Regions from separate parts of the Homo sapiens genome. Here region 1 is linked to region 2. A link is a loop called in an ENCODE intact Hi-C map of the cell type or tissue named here. Cell type or tissue: Caco-2. All regions are shown on one strand. Links, peaks and the distances in the headings refer to the core of each region. The heading gives the core; the rest is flanking DNA. Region 1 holds the start of LOC124902395 (a long non-coding RNA gene). Region 2 overlaps KIAA1217.

Region 1 (8,356 bases), core at 82-8,081, 53 kb after region 2:
GTGCTCTCTTCGTAAGTGCCTTTCCACAGCAGCTCACCATGAAAATGCTGGAATCGCCCAGTGTCGCCATTTACATCAAAGATGAAAGCAGAAATGTCTATTATGAATTAAATGATGTAAGGTAAGTTGTGACATCATTTTTTGCCTGCCATTTTGCCTTAGAGTTTTTTTTGTTTTTTGTTTTTTTGTTTTTGAGGGGTTTTTTTTTACCCACTATATTGCATTTAGAGTGTTTTTTTGTTTTTTGTTTTTTGTTTTTTGTTTTTTGTTTGGTCCATCATATCCCTTTCATAGAGTTTATACCAAATTCTAATTTCTTTATATCCTAGTGAAGAAAGCAGATTCATTATCCTGATTGGTTGGGCTTATTTCACCCAGTCAGATGATTTCACTATCTGGTTTTCTACAATTCATTTACAGGGTATAGCTTATAAAAACGAGGACAAATTTCTCCGCCACAGATTTTTGAATGCTACATCTGAAAAGAACATTAGAAATGATTCAGTCCACCATTTTATCTAAGGGTTAGGGAAACTAAGGCCCAAAAAGGTAGCGGAGAGACCTGATCGAGGTCTTAAGAGTTGTAGGCAGTACTTCATTCATATTGGAACTTTCCCAATTCCCCCTCAAGTGTTCTTTCCTCCATAGAAAGACCCTGTGGACATTTTAGGTAATGATCCCACTGGGTCGTTATTTACACATAACAAGTTAGAATAAAAGCAGTGGGCTCTGTATTATTTTCCATAAGAAAAGAGACTGAGAAGCATCTTCACTTTCCATTCATTTCTTAAAGAGTTGTCCTTTACCCAAAGATCTTACTTTCCAGGTGGCCTTTCCCCAGGGCCCCCAGTTGAATATCCTCCAAAATTAAGCTAAATGGACTCCTGCTATTGATGGGATTGAGAGTCAGTTAGAAACAAAAGCATCTCTCTCTCCCTCTCTCTCTCTCTCTCTTTTTTTTTTTTTTTTTTTTTTTTTTTTTATGAGACAGTCTTGCTCTTTCGCCCAGGCTGGAGTACAATGGTGCGATCTCCGTTTACTGTAACCTCCGCCTCCTGGGTTCAAGCGATTCTCCTGCCTCAGCCTCCCAAGTAGCTGGGATTACAGGCGCCCACCACCAGGCCCAGCTAATTTTTTTCTATTTTTAGTAGGTACGGGGTTTTACCACGTGGGTCAGGCTGGTCTCAAACTCCTGACCTCAGGTCATCTACCTGCCTCGGCCTCCCAAAGTGCTAGGATTACAGGTGTGAGCCACCATGCCTGGCCTCATCTCTCTTTTTTTGAAGACAGGGTCTTGCTCTGTCACCCAGGCTGGACCTCAGTGGCATGATCATGTCTCAGTGCAGCCTCGACCTTCTGGGCTCAAATGATCCTCCCACCTCTGCCTTCCGAGTAGCTGGCACTACCGGCACATGCCACCATATCTGGCTAATTTTTAATCTTTTGTAGAGACAGAATCTCCCTATGTTACCCAGGCTGGTCTGAAACTCCTGAGGCAAGCAATCCTCTAGTCTCGGACTCCCAAATGGTTGGGATTATAGGCGTGGGCCACCACACCTGGCTCAAAAGCATCTTTATTGTCATTTTGGTGTCATGTATACAGTAGAAAGAACTCATTTGATCTGTTCCAACCAAACAACCTGGAAAACAGGACTTAGATCAACACAAGCAATCAGTTGCTAGTATGGTCTCTAAACATTTTAGAACTCCACAGATTATTTAGTGACTAATCCAGCCATTTCATTTTATGGAACCAGAAACTCAGACGCATAAAATTTGAGGGACTTATTCAAAAGCACACAGCCAGCTAAGTACCAAGCTCTGCCCCAAATATGGCTGTTCACACTTCTTGGTCAAGAACTTTTTGATTTCTTCGAATGTTCCCTCACCAAATCACTGGAGGCAGAACTTGGGGTTTCTGAGTCCACACCCTGGGGGGAATAGCAAGTTGCCCTGTTTCTTCATCATGGAATTAATGGGTACCACTTTTAAAAAATATGCCTCTAGTGCATAATAAATGTAAACTGATCTGTATCTACCAATGATCACAAATGACATATTTAGGCATGTGCCCAGGTGTATGAGTAATTTAGAACTTTCAAAGTTTGACACATGCCTCAAGGTATAGATACTACATCTGTTTCACAACCTTACAGCTTTTTAAAAATGTGTTTAAATATTCATGGGTACCCAAAAATTCATGTTTGTTTTTAAACTAAATTATTAATCAAGCTGTCACCAAAAGAAATTTTTTGCATTCACAAAGCGTAAACTTGAAACATGAAATAATCACATTATATTTAAAGACAATGTTTGTAGTAATATAATCCCACATACTGTTTTTACATGGAGCTGCCAGTTACAACAATCATCTTACATTTCTGCCTTTGCAATTAGAGGAATTGAAGGACACAGTAATAGCAAGTAAACATGCAACTTAGGGAAGCCACACTTGATTATGGAGCTCAAGGCTGATGAGGTTATTATGAGTAATTGGGCCTCACTGTCTTGCAGCCTGTGCAAGGATTTTTATATTACAATGAGTCACCATTTTCTAGAGCTTTTCTCAAGCTTCAAAGTATGGCTACTTTGCCTTCTTTTTTACATTGTTTGGGAAAGTCGAGAAGTAGTCACAAAATAAAAGAAATGAGAGGGAGGAAAAAGAAGAAAAGGTCATGATTCTCCTTAATGGAAATCTAGTTGATAACATAAATGAAACCATCAGTCAATATGTTGATATTTGTGAAAATGATGATCTTGTTGATCCGTAAGTTGTAGTATGGATAGCCTAACTTTTTTTTTTTTTGAGACAGAATTTCACTCGGTCGCCCAGGTTGGAGTGCAGTGGCATGATCTCAGTTCACTGCAGCCACCACCTCCTGGGTTCAAGTAATTCTCATGCCTCAGCCTCCCGAGTAGCTGGGACTACAGGTGTGCGCCACCACGCCAGGCTAATTTTTGTATTTTTAGTAGAGATGGGGTTTCACCATGTTGGCCAGGTTTGTCTCGAACTCCTGACCTCAAGTGATCTGCCCACCTCGGCCTCCCAAAGTGCTGGGATTATAAGCGTGACCCACTGCTCCCAGCTTGATAGCCTAAAGTTATTTTTAAAAAACTCTCATTTAAAATATTTAAGTGGAAAGATCACCGATTTATAAATTTGTCTGTAATTTTACTTTTCAGTTACTTTGATTTAAATAAAAAAAAGAACCTAAAAATGTTCAAATGTAGACAATGTTTTATTTGGTGATGACAGTAATGTTTATGCTATGTGAGCACATGCATGTCGCTTCCAAAGAATTATTCTATTTCTTGATTTTATGCATTAAATGCCTTGATTATATTTTATTTGAATGGTAGAAGAAATTTTCACCACCAGCATTATATAAGACAAAAAAAAAAAAGGCTGGGCGCTGTGGCTCACGCCTGTAATCCCAGCACTTTGGGAGGCCAAGGTGGGCGGATCACGAGGTCAGGAGATCGAGACCATCCTGGTTAACACAGTGAAAACCCGTCTCTACGGAAAATACAAAAAATTAGCCGGGCGTGGTGGCGGGCACCTGTAGTCCCAGCTGCTGGGGAGGCTAAGGCAGGAGAATGCTGTGAACCCGGGAAGCGGAACTCACAGTGAGCCGAGACGGTGCCACTGCACTCCAGCCTGGGCGACAGAGTGAGACTCCGTCTCAAAAAAAAAAAAAAAAAAAAAAAAAAAGACAAAAGAAAAGTATCATGTAGATTTCAACTGGAGACAGTGACTTTAATCTTCTAAGTTCAGAGACAAATTTCACTGCACTTCCTTCAGTGTTTCTGAAGCGTGAGCATATTTGCTAAACAGTTGCCTATCTCATCATTGTGTTAGGCTCCTCATATTTTCCTTAGGGAAATGCTATGGAGAGTTCAGGTCAGAATATTGTGTTGTAAATGTTGCCACAGTAAATGCAACCCCGGCCTTTACTGTTGGTTCATCTCAGATGAATATGTTTCTAAAGTCATGATAAACCAACCTCATGCATTTTAAATACCTCCAGAATCACAGTTAGTCTTTTTCATGGCTCCCGTGAGGTTTTCTAGTTTTTCACGTCCTCGCCTGTGACTCCTTCCTCTGGCCAAATGGGGAGCTCCTTTAGTGAAACCCCACATCCTTACCTCTGTGAGTCTCCCCTTCATATTCACCCAGCCCCCTTTAATAACAGGGCTGCTGGTTCCCCCTCAAGCCGACTTCTAACAAGCTACTGGAGCAACCGTGCAAGCTTGGGCTAGTCATTGCTTCAAAGCAATTACTGGCGGATATTTAAAGGAGAAAGAGAAGACTAGTCCAAGAATCCTCCACTTCAGTTAAAACAGAAACACAAGCCAGTAATCCCAGTGATTGGGTCAGCCCACTAAATGAGGCTGCACCTGGAAGAGAGGAATTCTTCCTCCTGCCCACATTTCTCTGAGCTAGCCCAGCCGGCATTGGAAGGGATCACAGTGTAGACAGAGCCAAAAGGGCCTTGGGTGGCCCTTCTGCTGATGAAAGCTGAACATGGAGGGAGAGAGACTTCATAGATATTCATGTGCTCTTCGATAATTTTAAGGTAGGCTCTGATCCTGTCTTTTGCTACGTTATGACACCTTGGCTCTAAGAGCCGGGTTCAGAGAAAAAAGAAGAATTTATCTGCTGCTATTTCTTCACATCCAGCAATTCGATTTGTATATAGAAAAACTAATTTTCTAACCCACTATGGAAGGAAAAAAGGCATGGTAAAGATATTAGATCTTTTTGGTACTGTTTTTTTTTTTTTTTCTGGACTCCAGATACCTTTTCTTTCAGTTGCCGAAAGTGTTTGAAGGCAAAAAAAAAAAAAAAAAAAGAAAAAGAAAAAAATCTTCTTTCATGTACATTCATTAGATAAGCAGCAAACCAGGTGTTTGGGAAAAGTAAACAATTAAATATTTAAATATCAACCAAATCTCTTTGAATGTATTGTAAATATTGGAACTTTATTTTTTTTTTTAAAGCCTTAGTTTCCATACTCGGAATCTTGAAAGAAAGTTCGTGCCACCCAACATTTATGGGTGGGGAACTATACTGGAGGAATAATACTTTCTTGGGGAACAAGAAAAGGAGAGAAAAGCTGAAGTCATTTTTCTTCTTCTTTTCCGTATTTATAATTGCCTATTTTATGGTCACATAGCTTTTGACTGGCGTACTGTAGATAGCCTTTGGATTGTCTGTTCATGTTTTTTACCTGATCTTTAAGGGCAGGCTAAGGAAATGGCCAAAGTCAGGCTTCTTTCATCTGCCATAGTTATCGATGTTTTTGATTCCAGGAACATTCAAGACAGATCACTCCTCAAAGTGTACAACAAGGATCCTGCACATGCGTTTAATCACACACCAAAAACTATGAATGGAGACATGAGGGTAAGTGTTTCTGTCATATTTTTACTTATCTTCAGTGGGTCAAAGCGTCCCTCCTCTTGCTTGTACTCCTGATGTAATCAGAACTCTACAACTGAGTTTTGGAGGGTTCTCCGCACTCATCTCACCTAGTGGATCATTATTTGTTCTTGGTAGAGAAGTAAGATTTCCTGGTTATTTAGGGCAAAGGGATTAAAATAAGGCTGGACACATCCTAATTTATCTTTAAGCAAGGAGTTATGTCCTTACTTTAAATGAATTCTGAAAATCTTCCTATAAAAGGGTCCCTGGTCCACAGTATATTAACTGACTCAGAAGATCTCTTGCATTTCTTTCTCCAATTAAAGCAAACCTAACATACAAAAAGGCAAACAGCAAGGTGCACAATTGCATGGAAAATCTATTCATACTCTTACATTAGCTCTTCCAAGTTCTAACATTCTAATTCAATTTCTCACCTTCTAATTCAGGAGCTACCCTGGAAGAATTTTGTTGTTGTACTGTCTTAAATATTACCATATCCTCTCTGAGCCATGCTGAGGTCATAATACAAAAATCCGCATGATTTGGGAACTAAAATTCTCTAGCTTTAGATTGTCTCAGGAGATTATCCAAACATTCAAAGCACACAGGGATGTTTTGAAGAAAAAAGAAGGAGAAACTGAAAAAGCAGATTTTAAGATCATATTAATGCAGGTCCACTAGAAAGGGATTGAGTTTCTAAAAATAAGGCTACATTCCTCTGTAGCAAAACTGGGAGGTAAAAAGAAGATTAGCTTCTCAGCTGTACACCCCCTACACACACACACACACATTTGGAAGACACTGTGCCATTTTTTCTCATCTTTTCTACAGATTAGCACTTGGCTGGATGCTCAAGTTTAGCTAGAAAAATAAATAAATAAATGATTACCTTTTATTGCCAAAGAAACCCAGGCACTGTTCTGTCTTGGAGCTGCAGTTTTGTTCCTGAGCGAGGCTGTCTCTGCTTCCTGATAGTACATATTAGTTTCCTGTTGCTGCTGTAATAAATTAGGACAAATTCAGTGACTTAAAACAACACAGATTTACTCTCTTAAATTTTAGAGTCTGTAGACTGAAAGTCTCTGGTCTGACATAAGGGGTCACCAGCAGGTATGCATTCTTTTCTGGAGGCCCTAGGGAGAATCTTTTCTTTTTTTTTTTTTTCCCCCAACTTCTAGAGGTCATCAACATTTCTTGGTTTGCTGTCCTCTTCCTCCATCTTCAAACCCAGCAAGATAGCTTCCCTTTGACCCTGCTTCCATGCTCACATCCCTAACCCTCCCATGTCCACTTTTAAGGACACTTTAAGGACATTGAGCCTCCCTGATCCTCCAGAAAAATCTCCCTATTTCAAGGTCAGCTGACTGGCAATCTTGACTCCCCCTTTTCCATGTAACCTGATGTAGTCACAGGTTGAGGGGACTAGGATGCAGACATCTTTCAGGGACCAGCATTCTGCTTTCCATATTGGGTAAGTTTAGAACCATAAAAGAAGCCAGCAGATCTAGCTGAAAGTGCTGGGAGAAGGTCTGTCCTTCTGGACTGGAATATGAATGACGACATTGTGGGATCAGAGCCTACACTTCTGGAGGGAAAGGCCTCTCACGTACTCAACTGCTGTTATTTTTGTGTCAGAAATGATGTGTGACTTGAATTGAAAGCTGTGTCGCTACTTCAGAAATTCTAGGATTTTCAGCCTTATTTTGCCAGTTATACTTTATGTGTAAACCAGAGCCACATGGAGACAGATTGAGTCATGCCAATCGTGAAGCATGGACTAAATATTACAGCACCATTTGCCTTTTATTACTCTGTTATTCTCTTTCTTGGAGACATTCATCAATGTCTTCGCTCCTTGAATATCTTTATTTTTTGCTATGTCTAGCCTTCACCCTGGAGTTCCATGGTGCTGAGAGTTCTGTTCCTATCACATAGAGCCATTTCCACACCGGTGCCCCAGAATCGCCTCTGAGAATCTTGTTTGTGGCTGGAAAGACACCTGTTTTAACCCTCCAGCAGCTCTGGTACCTACGTAAGGACCAGCAGTGAGGACTGAGAGTATCGAATATTGACCGTATGAACAAAGCTGATCAGGATATGCAGAACATGTGCTGTGGGTTTCTGCAGAGTGGTTCTGTTCTTACTTCAAGATGAAACCCTGCTGATCACTTTTTCTGGGTTACCCAGAGCCTACTTTAAGCCCTCATTTTGTGTGTGTGAGAAACTCAATCATTGTCCCCAAATGAAGGGACAGTAAATGTTCACCATCTAACCAGCAGAAAAGCTTTTGTGTTTCAATGCAGATTACTTAGAAATGAGAAATAGAAAGCGGTTTCAAAGCCAGCTAGGTGTGATCATGCCTGCAGTTTGCAACTTGGTTCCTGTTCACAGATTGCAGACGCTAAAAGGCATGGAATTCAGCTGCCCTCACCTTTTGGCTCTGCAGGTTGGAATTCTTTTTCCTTTCTTGATGAATGTGGCTGCATTGCCATTAAAGGGCAGGAAGCTTTGTTGAGCCCTGCCTCTGGAGCCCAGCTGCACAACCCACTGCCCATGGTGGAGAACAGAAACAGAGAACAGAGCAAGCATCAATTGTTGTAGACTAAACCACGCTGCAGCGTGGGGTTAGGGAACTCCGTCCTCCCTTATGTTTGCAATGTGAGCGTGGCCATGAAGGAATTCGATGCTAACTACTCACATGAGTCAGTCACTGCAGTCCTGCCCCTGATGTCATTAGACCTCACTCCCCAGCCTCCAGAGACAGCCTGGCACAGACCTCCCAGCTGCCTGCTTATGACCAATAAACATGCATGTCATGAAAAACATCAGTTGGAATAAGCAGAGGGGCAACAAAAGTCACACCAGAACTCCTCAGGGGCTCCTGAGACTTTCCTTAACCAATGAATGTAATATCTTGCCTTTGAAAGA
Region 2 (8,356 bases), core at 101-8,100:
GTCAGGAGTTCAAGAGTACTCAAAGTACTCAAAGCCTGGCCATCATGGTGAAACCCCATCTCTGCTAAAAAACACAAAAACTAGCCAGGCATGTTGGGGCACACCTGTAGTCCCAGTTATTCAGGAGGCTGAGGCACAAGAATTGCTTGAAAACCGGAGGTGGAGGTTGTAGTGAGCCGATCTCACACCACTGCACTCTGGCAATAAATAAATAAATAAATAAATAAATAAATAAATAAATACAATGGAACACTTAAGGGCAATGTTATTTTCCGGTAATTTTCACAACTGATACTTTGACCCACTGGGTCTTTAGTTTTCCCTATCTAACCCTTGTGATGGACTGTTACCCCTTGCCATATTATTTTTCCAGATTAATAGAAATGGCATTGGACATATTTTCCACACGATTAATAATAGTCTATTTTCCCACTTTCTTTAAAATGCCTTTTGCAGACAAGGAGCCCCAAACTGTCTCACAGTCCTCAACCACCCAGTCTGGGTGACCCGGTCGAGCATTTATCAGAGACGTCCGCTGATTCTTTGGAAGCCATGTCTGAGGGGGATGCTCCAACCCCTTTTTCCAGAGGCAGCCGGACTCGTGCGAGCCTTCCTGTGGTGAGGTCAACCAACCAGACGAAAGAAAGATCTCTGGGTAAGCTTTAGAAGGCAGTTTCTGATGCCCCTTTCTTACTGAATGCGTTTGTTGTTATACTACTGAACCTATACTCTTTCATTCAACATTAATTTGATCTTGATTTGCAAATACTCTAGTACTGGGAAACTTCATTGGTTTAATATCAAGCATTGAGGATTTGCCTGCTGGGTAATCAGGTCAAGTGCAAGCTGATTTTGAGGCTGGGCACTTTCAGAAGTGGTTGGGATTAGCAATTCAAGCCAAGAGGCTAGTAGTATTTTACCTATGTTCCTGCTACTATACAGCAGGAGTCCCCAGTCCCCAGGCCATGGACCAGTACCAGTCTGTGGCCTGTTAGGAAACAGACCACACAGCAAGAGGTGAGCAGAGGATGAGCAAGCATTACCGCCTGAGCTCCGCCTCCTGTCAGATCAGCTGTGGCATCCGCTTCTCATAGGAGCTGAACCCTATTATGAACTGCATGAGTGAGGGATCTAGGTTGCATGCTCCTTATGAGAATCTAACTAATGCCTGATGATCCGAGATGGAGCAGTTTCATTCCGAAACCATCTGCCATCCATGGAAAAACTGTCTTTCATGAAACCAGTCCCTGGTGCCAAAAAAAATTAGGGACCAGTGCTCTATAGGAAATTGTGAGGAACTGACCGTAGAATGATCCTCTTCTCACCTTGCAACCCTCCTCTCCAGTCCCAGAGGCCAGGACAGTTGGCATTTGTACCCAGTGGTGTGGGTTTCCACCAGCCCTGCTGCACCTGTCTGGTAGTCCAGTGGAGGAGATGACAAAAAGGGACAATGTGGCTAACATCTGCATGACTGTTCATAAGAACCATAAACACGAGGCTGTTCCCACTACCACGTGAAAGGATAGAGGGGCTTGGTGTGTGTAGGGCACAGCTTTTCTGAAAGGCAGAAGGATTCTTTTTATGATTTTACCACGTATCATTTCCTTTTTTTTTTTTTTGTATTGGAAGTTTACTTTCTATCTTGCTTTGCTTTTTTAATTGCTTTTTTTGGCGCTTTAACAAAATGGACAAGTCGTGAGGATTTAGACCTCTCTGTCAAGGGGGCAGATGTTTCTTATGCTTCATTGCCATGTTAAGGTTCTGATTTGGGTACTTGTGTTTGCAAACAGATGGGCTTGGGGATAAGAGGGGACAGGAAAAGAGTCAACATGCAAAAGCCTTCAGAGTCTAGCACGTGCAAAAGACAGCTGAACTCTGCCATGTAAAACTGAGCAAATGCCTTGCTGGGAGAAGAAAGAAAAAGATTGATGTGAGAGAAGGTACCCTGATTTTAGTTCCTTTGCTGCAGATAATGACCCAAGCAGACTGAATTCAGACATTGTCCTAGCTGTCCTAAAAAAAAACCCTACAACTTTGTTATTATTTGTATTATCAATATTAATATTTAACATTAAATTTTGTGTCAAATTAAATTTTGATCAAATTAAGATCAAATTAAAATTTGATCTTAGGTTAGTAATCTAGGATCCTCATTGTATAAATGAGAGAAGACCACAGAAAATGTGCTTTTTGTTTATGTGTGTGTTTGCTTGTTTGAGCTCACACACTTAATTAAGTGGCAGCAGTGGGAAGTCCAGGGCTCCAGTTCCCATTAACATGATCTTACAAATGAAGGGACAAGGACACACAGGGGAGGGACACACCCAAGGAGCATCATGGGCCAAGACAGTGTCAAGATGACACAGGCTTCCACACCGTCACCAGGCTGGGGCTTTCTGTGTGGATTCAAGAAATTTGTGGTTTTTCTTTTCTTTTTTTTTTTTTTTTTTCTTGAGACAGAGTTTTGCTCTGTCACCCAGGCTGGAGTGCAATGGCATGATCATGATTCACTACAGCCTCGACTTCCCACGTTCAAGGGATCCTCCCATCTCAGCCTTCAGAGTAGATGGGACTACAGGCACGCACCCAGGCGCCTGGCTAATTTTTTATTTTTTGTAGAGATGGGGTCTCACTATGTTGCCCAGGCTGGTCTGGAATTCCTGGACTCAAGTAATCCTCCCACCTTAACCTCACAAAATGCTGGGATTATAGGCATGAGCCAGCATGTCTGGCCTGAAACTTGTGCTTTCTTAACTCCACTCACACTTAGGAGCCAGGCAAGGAATGGGATTTCTCCTTTGTGCTTGGAGGAAATGAGCTCAGGTCTCTGTAAAGATAACCTCAGCTCTGCAAACCAAAACGAAGATAAGAATAAATGCCTGTCCGCCTTCCCCCATACCTGGGGGAACTTTGACTCTGTCGGATAATGGATCTTTTGTCTTAAAGGAAGGAATTTCCTCTGCAGCCAAGAACGGTTGGCAGTGCAGGTTGAGACTTGCTGGGTTCAGGAACCAAGCCTTGGGGCAGAGAGGCTGCAGGAGCTGGGGCCGGCTTGCCCAAGGAATGGCTGAGGGTGGCGGGTGTTTTCGCACGGGGTGGCCACGCTTCTGCAAATTGCTCCATTTTACTCAGCATCCTTTGCTGTAGAGTGCCGGTGTGCTGTCACAGCAGGCTGAAAAATGCATCTGACCTGTTTATTCTGCCCTCCCTGTGAGGGGCTTTTTGGCCTGCCATTTTTCACTACTCCTGGATAGAAACAAAGGAACACAGTAAGAGGAGAGGAGAGAAATGAGAAGTTTCTTGCCAAAGCCAAGGGAAGCTCTGGTTCCAGAAAATGAGGCTGGCACTGGGCCAGCTGGGTTGATGTTGCCCTTGACCGCCTCTTTGTGGCCGATTGGGGAATGTCCCCCCAGCCGCACCTGGCCCTTATGGCGTAATCCAGTTGAGCCTGGACGGGAAATAAAAAGGAAAATGTGACTCACAGCAAGTGCAAATGCAGTCTCCCTCCCAGGGGCCTTGCTCAGCTTAGTCTTTGGGAAACTCCCCGCCTGCCTGGCCTTATTTAACACACAGACGCACGGGTTCCTGGGATAAACAGTGCTCCCCAGAGAGCCCCGGCCATGAGCAGGGTGTCTACCAGCACCTGGGTGGCCCAGAAGCACAGCTGCAACTCCATGGGGCCTCAGATATGCCGACTGGATACTTTGAGCTGTAACCCCCCTGGAAACCCGCTGTTGATGCCATCTGGAAGCCCTGGGTGTCTTTTGGCATCTGTATGTTGTCACTTTATCTCAATCCATAGAGTTTTAAGTTCTCTCATGAAGCCCTGTTGATCTTGCCTTTATTTAAAATTTTGATGGTTTATCATGAATTTTTTTTATCATTTTATTTTTTAGGAGCAATTTTTTAGGTTTGTAACAAGATCGAGCAGAAAGTACAGACAGTTCCCATACACCCTTGGCCTCCACGCATGAACAGCCTCCCCCATGATCAGCATACCCTACTAGAGTGGTACGTTTGTTACGATCAATGAAATGAGACCGACACATTGATATCACCCAGAGTCCATAGTTTACACTGGGGTTCACTCTTGCTGTTGTACATTCCATGGATTTGGACAAAGAGGCTGTCAAGGGCAACATCAACCCAGCTGGCTCAGTGTCGCCCAGGCTGGAGTGCAGTGGAACGATCTCGGCTCACCGCAATCTCTGTCTCCCGGGTTCACGCCATTCTCCTGCCTCAGCCTCCTGAGTAGCTGGGACGCAGGTGCCTGCCACCATGCCTGGCTAATTTTTTAGTATTTTTAGTAGAGACCAGGTTTCACCATGTTAGCCAGGATGGTCTCGATCTCCTGACCTCGTGATCCGCCTGCCTTGGCCTCCTAAAGTGCTGGGATTACTGGCGTGAGCCACCACACCCACCTGCTTTTTAAAAGTATTGCACAAAGACATTATTTATCATGATCACTGAGCTTTTGGGAGACCCTTAAATTTTGCACTGGAGGTATGCGTCTTGTTGACCTCACCCCAGTGCTGGCCCCTCATGTAACCCCAGGAGCATCAGACACTGTTACTGCCAGCCCCCAGCCACGGGGCCTGGAGTAAGGAGAGTGAGGAAAGCCCAGTTCCCGGCCTGTACACTGGCACGTGGTGCCACAGTTTGTCACTGGAGTCCTTCCCCAGCTCAGGCAGCACAGAAAGGGGAGGGCTAGGCAACTTGAGGGTGGAGCCAGGACAAGATGGAATCCTCACACCACTCCGGCTCCTGAGAGGAGAGGAAGCCTTCCCTCACTTCAGTCTGCCTGTGCCTGGAGATAAACCTGCCTGCCTCTTAGTTTCTCCACTTGAATAAGTCCTCATTTCTATTGCTTCAGTGTATTTGGGGGCTGGGAGAAATGCAGGAAGGCTGAGCATGGTGCATTTCGCAAATGGTGTTAAAAGACATGCAAGAGAAAGTGTGGGGAACAGTAGCTGTGTTTTGGACCCGTCTTAGACATCACTGGTGTCTGTGTAATGGTCTCCCTCGGGTGCTGTCCTGGGATGCAAGGTGTCTACTTCTCATTTGGGAGAAGCATTTTGACATTCAGACAGAGCCAAGTGACAGCAACACACAAGTCCTTTCTGAGGCTTAGAGCCTAGAAATTTACAAAGAAGAAAGGTAAAGAAAGAAATTGATGGGTTCAGCAGCACTGACTTATCCCAACGCCAGGTTCCAACAACCTATCGTGTCTAAATCTGTACTTCCACAGAGTGATGGGTTCCCTGCCCTTTCCTCTCATCCAGAGCCCAGCTGAAATTCTTTTCAGTGGAATTTATGCCACTTCTCCTTTACTCTCTCTTCAGTGAAAATAGAGAAGACCAGGAGAAAGGAAGACTAAAAAGTAAAGTGAAAACCGCCTTCCAATAGAATTTGGTTGCAGAAATAATTTCCATGAAAAATGGTCGGGCTGATATTAGGTCTGGAGTCTTAATGATGGAGTAGTTTCCTTTTAATCATGGTGCTGTCTTAGAAATGCCTGTCTGGAATGTGACCATGGGCGGGGGTTGGTGTCTGGCCACTGCGTAGTCGGCCTTCGGGGAAAGGGTAGCCACAAGATGTTCCCACTCTTCTGTGAGCCCTCAGGAATTTGAAAATAAGACTCATGTGAAAACAGGAACAACAGCAGCAACTTCTTGATGCAGACAGATTCCTTTGTTGACCATATTCTGAATGCATAGCTTTAGAAAAGAGACCTCACTGACCAGCCCGGCAGCCAGAGGAGTTCCCATTTCTGCAACAAACTGCCTCTGAAACACTCAGACTGAAAAAGCAAAAATGATCTTAAGTGGCATAGGAGGATTTTAGACTGGTTAGAGGGAGAAGTTCCTCAGGGGGACGAATTATTGAATATCTGTGTGGCTGTTCTTTTATTCCAACATGATTAACTTTGATGCTTATCATTCCCTATGGGAATTTAAGGAAAAGAAGGCTCATAATTGCCAGAATCTTCCATCCTGTGTACATGCAAGGCTGAGTAGGAAATCAGGGCAAAGGAATTGATGAATTGTCTGTCTCTAAAGATGAAAACAAAGAGGGGGCAACAACTGTAAGACTAATGTGAGACTGTCTGAATGTGAACAGTTATTTCTTGAATATTCAAAAATAAATCTATTTTATTTATTTATTTATTTATTTATTTAGAGACAGGGTCTTTCTCTGTTGCCCAGGCTGGAGTACAGTGGCACAAACATAGCTCACTGCAGCCTTGAAGTCCCTGACTCAAGCAATCCTCCCACCTCATCCTCCTGAGTAGCTGGGACTACAAGTGCACACCACCATGCCCAGCTAATTTTTCTGTTTTTATTTTTTTTTAGAAATGGGGTCTTGCTGTGTTTTCTGCTGGTCTCAAACACCTGGCCTCAAGTGATCCTCCCACATTGGCCTCTTAAAATGCTGGGATTACAGGCATGGGCCACTGCACCTGGCCCAAAAGATAAAAGAATTTTAAACAAATGAAAAGAAGTATTGCTCTGTAGAGTAAGTGAAACATTTATGAAATTTGTTTTTTCTAAGACCTTGTAGTTATTGAAAAGTAATACTGTAAAAACAAAAATTCGCAGAAGGGAGTTTCATAGCAGGTCAATAAGTTCATGGTCAGGCTCTTAGGCTGCTAGCATAGAAAATGTCAGAGCAGGCAGACACACAACAAAAAAAGAGAATTTTAGACCAATATCCCTGATGAACATTGATGCAAAAATTCTCAGTAAAATTCTGGCAAACTGAATCCAGCAGCACATCAAAAGGCTTATCCACCAAAATCAAGTTGGCTTCATCCCTGGGATGCAAGGCTGGTTCAACTTACGCAAATCAATAAACATAATCCATCATATAAACAGAACCAAAGACAAAAACCACATGATTATCTCAATAGATGCAGAAAAGGCCTTCGACAAGATTAAACAGCCTTCATGCTAAAAACTTTCAATAAACTAGGTATTGATGGGACATATCTCAAAATAATAAGAGCTACTTATGACAAACCCACAGCCAATATCATACTGAATGGGCAAAAACTGGAAGCATTCCCTTTGAAAACTGGTAGAAGACAGGGATGCCCTTTCTCACTACTCCTATTCAACATAGTGTTGGAAGTTCTGGCCAGGGCAATCAGGCAAGAGAAAGAAATAAAGGGTATTCAATTAGGAAAAGAGGAAGTCAAATTCTCCCTGTTTGCAGGTGACATGACTGTATATTTAAAAACCCCCGTTGTCTCAGCCCAAAATCTCCTTAAGCTGATAAGCAACTTCAGCAAAGTCTCAGGATACAAAATCAATGTGCAAAAATCACAAGCATTCCTATACACCAATAACAGACAAACAGAGAGCCAAATCATGAGTGAACTCCCATTCACAATTGCTTCAAAGAGAATAAAATACCTAGGAATCCAACTTACAAGGGATGTGAAGGACCTCTTCAAGGAGAACTACAAACCACTTCTCAACGAAATAAAAGAGGACACAAACAAATGGAAGAACATTCCATGCTCATGGATAGGAAGAGTCAATATTGTGAAAATGGCCATACTGCCCAAGGTAATTTATAGATTCAATGCCATCCCCATCAAGCTACCAATGACTTTCTTCACAGAATTGGAAAAGACTACTTTAAAGTTCATATGGAACCAAAAAAGAGGCTGTATAGCCAAGACAATCCTAAGCCAAAAGAACAAAGCTGGAGGCATCACACTACCTGACTTCAAACTATACTACAAGGCTACAGTAACCAAAACAGCATGGTACTGGTACCAAAACAGAGATACAGACCAATGGAACAGAACAGAGCCCTCAGAAATAATACCACACATCTACAACTGTCTGATCTTTGACAAACCTGACAAAAACAAGCAATGGGGAAAGGATTCCCTATTTATTTAATAAATGGTGCCGGGAAAACTGGCTAGCCATATGTGGAAAGCTGAAACTGGATCCCTTCCTTACAGCTTATACAAAAATTAATTCAAGATGAATTAAAGGCTTAAATGTTAGACCTAAAACCGCAAAAACCCTAGAAGAAAACCTAGGCAATACCATTCAGGACAGAGGCATGGGCAAAGACTTCATGACTAAAACACCAAAAGCAATGGCAACAAAAGCCAAAATTGACAAATGGGATCTAATTAAACTAAAGAGCTTCTGTACAGCAAAAGAAACTACCATCAGAGTGAACAGGCAACCTACAGAATGGGAGAAAATTTTTACAATCTACCCACCTGACAAAGGGCTAATATCCAGAATCTACAAAGAACTTAAACAAATTTACAAGAAAAAATCAAACTCTTCAACAAGCGGGCGAAGGATATGAACAGACACTTCTCAAA

What was found. A loop is a pair of places that touch in the nucleus more often than their neighbours do. Peaks named below come from ENCODE experiments on the same cell type or tissue, not always from the same donor. Only the 100,000 strongest peaks of a DNase experiment are listed, where the experiment ranks them.
Region 1: a loop joins it to region 2, with 4 times the contacts of the local background. A loop is called at or near these places in 7 of 110 quality-filtered maps.

The regions. Positions count from the first base shown.
Region 1 is chr10:24,433,073-24,441,428 of GRCh38, forward strand. KIAA1217 reads left to right here. Exons shown (of 21, transcript NM_019590.5): 4 at 1-121; 5 at 5,314-5,407. It overlaps LOC124902395 (a long non-coding RNA gene), which reads right to left and starts at 6,394. Exons shown (of 2, transcript XR_007062090.1): 1 at 6,318-6,394. RefSeq lists enhancers at 1-535, 1-27, 373-1,049, 7,722-7,771. In Caco-2, for the core only: no CTCF peak of the experiment used is centred there; a DNase peak (open chromatin) is centred at 4,439; H3K4me3 peaks cover 1,874 bases.
Region 2 is chr10:24,380,413-24,388,768 of GRCh38, forward strand. KIAA1217 reads left to right here. Exons shown (of 21, transcript NM_019590.5): 3 at 457-655. Among named protein-coding and RNA genes, the nearest start is that of MIR603, 110 kb to the left of the region's middle. RefSeq lists a silencer at 531-727 and enhancers at 2,636-3,835, 2,933-3,012, 3,163-3,322. In Caco-2, for the core only: a CTCF peak has its summit at 3,365; DNase peaks (open chromatin) are centred at 2,839 and 3,439.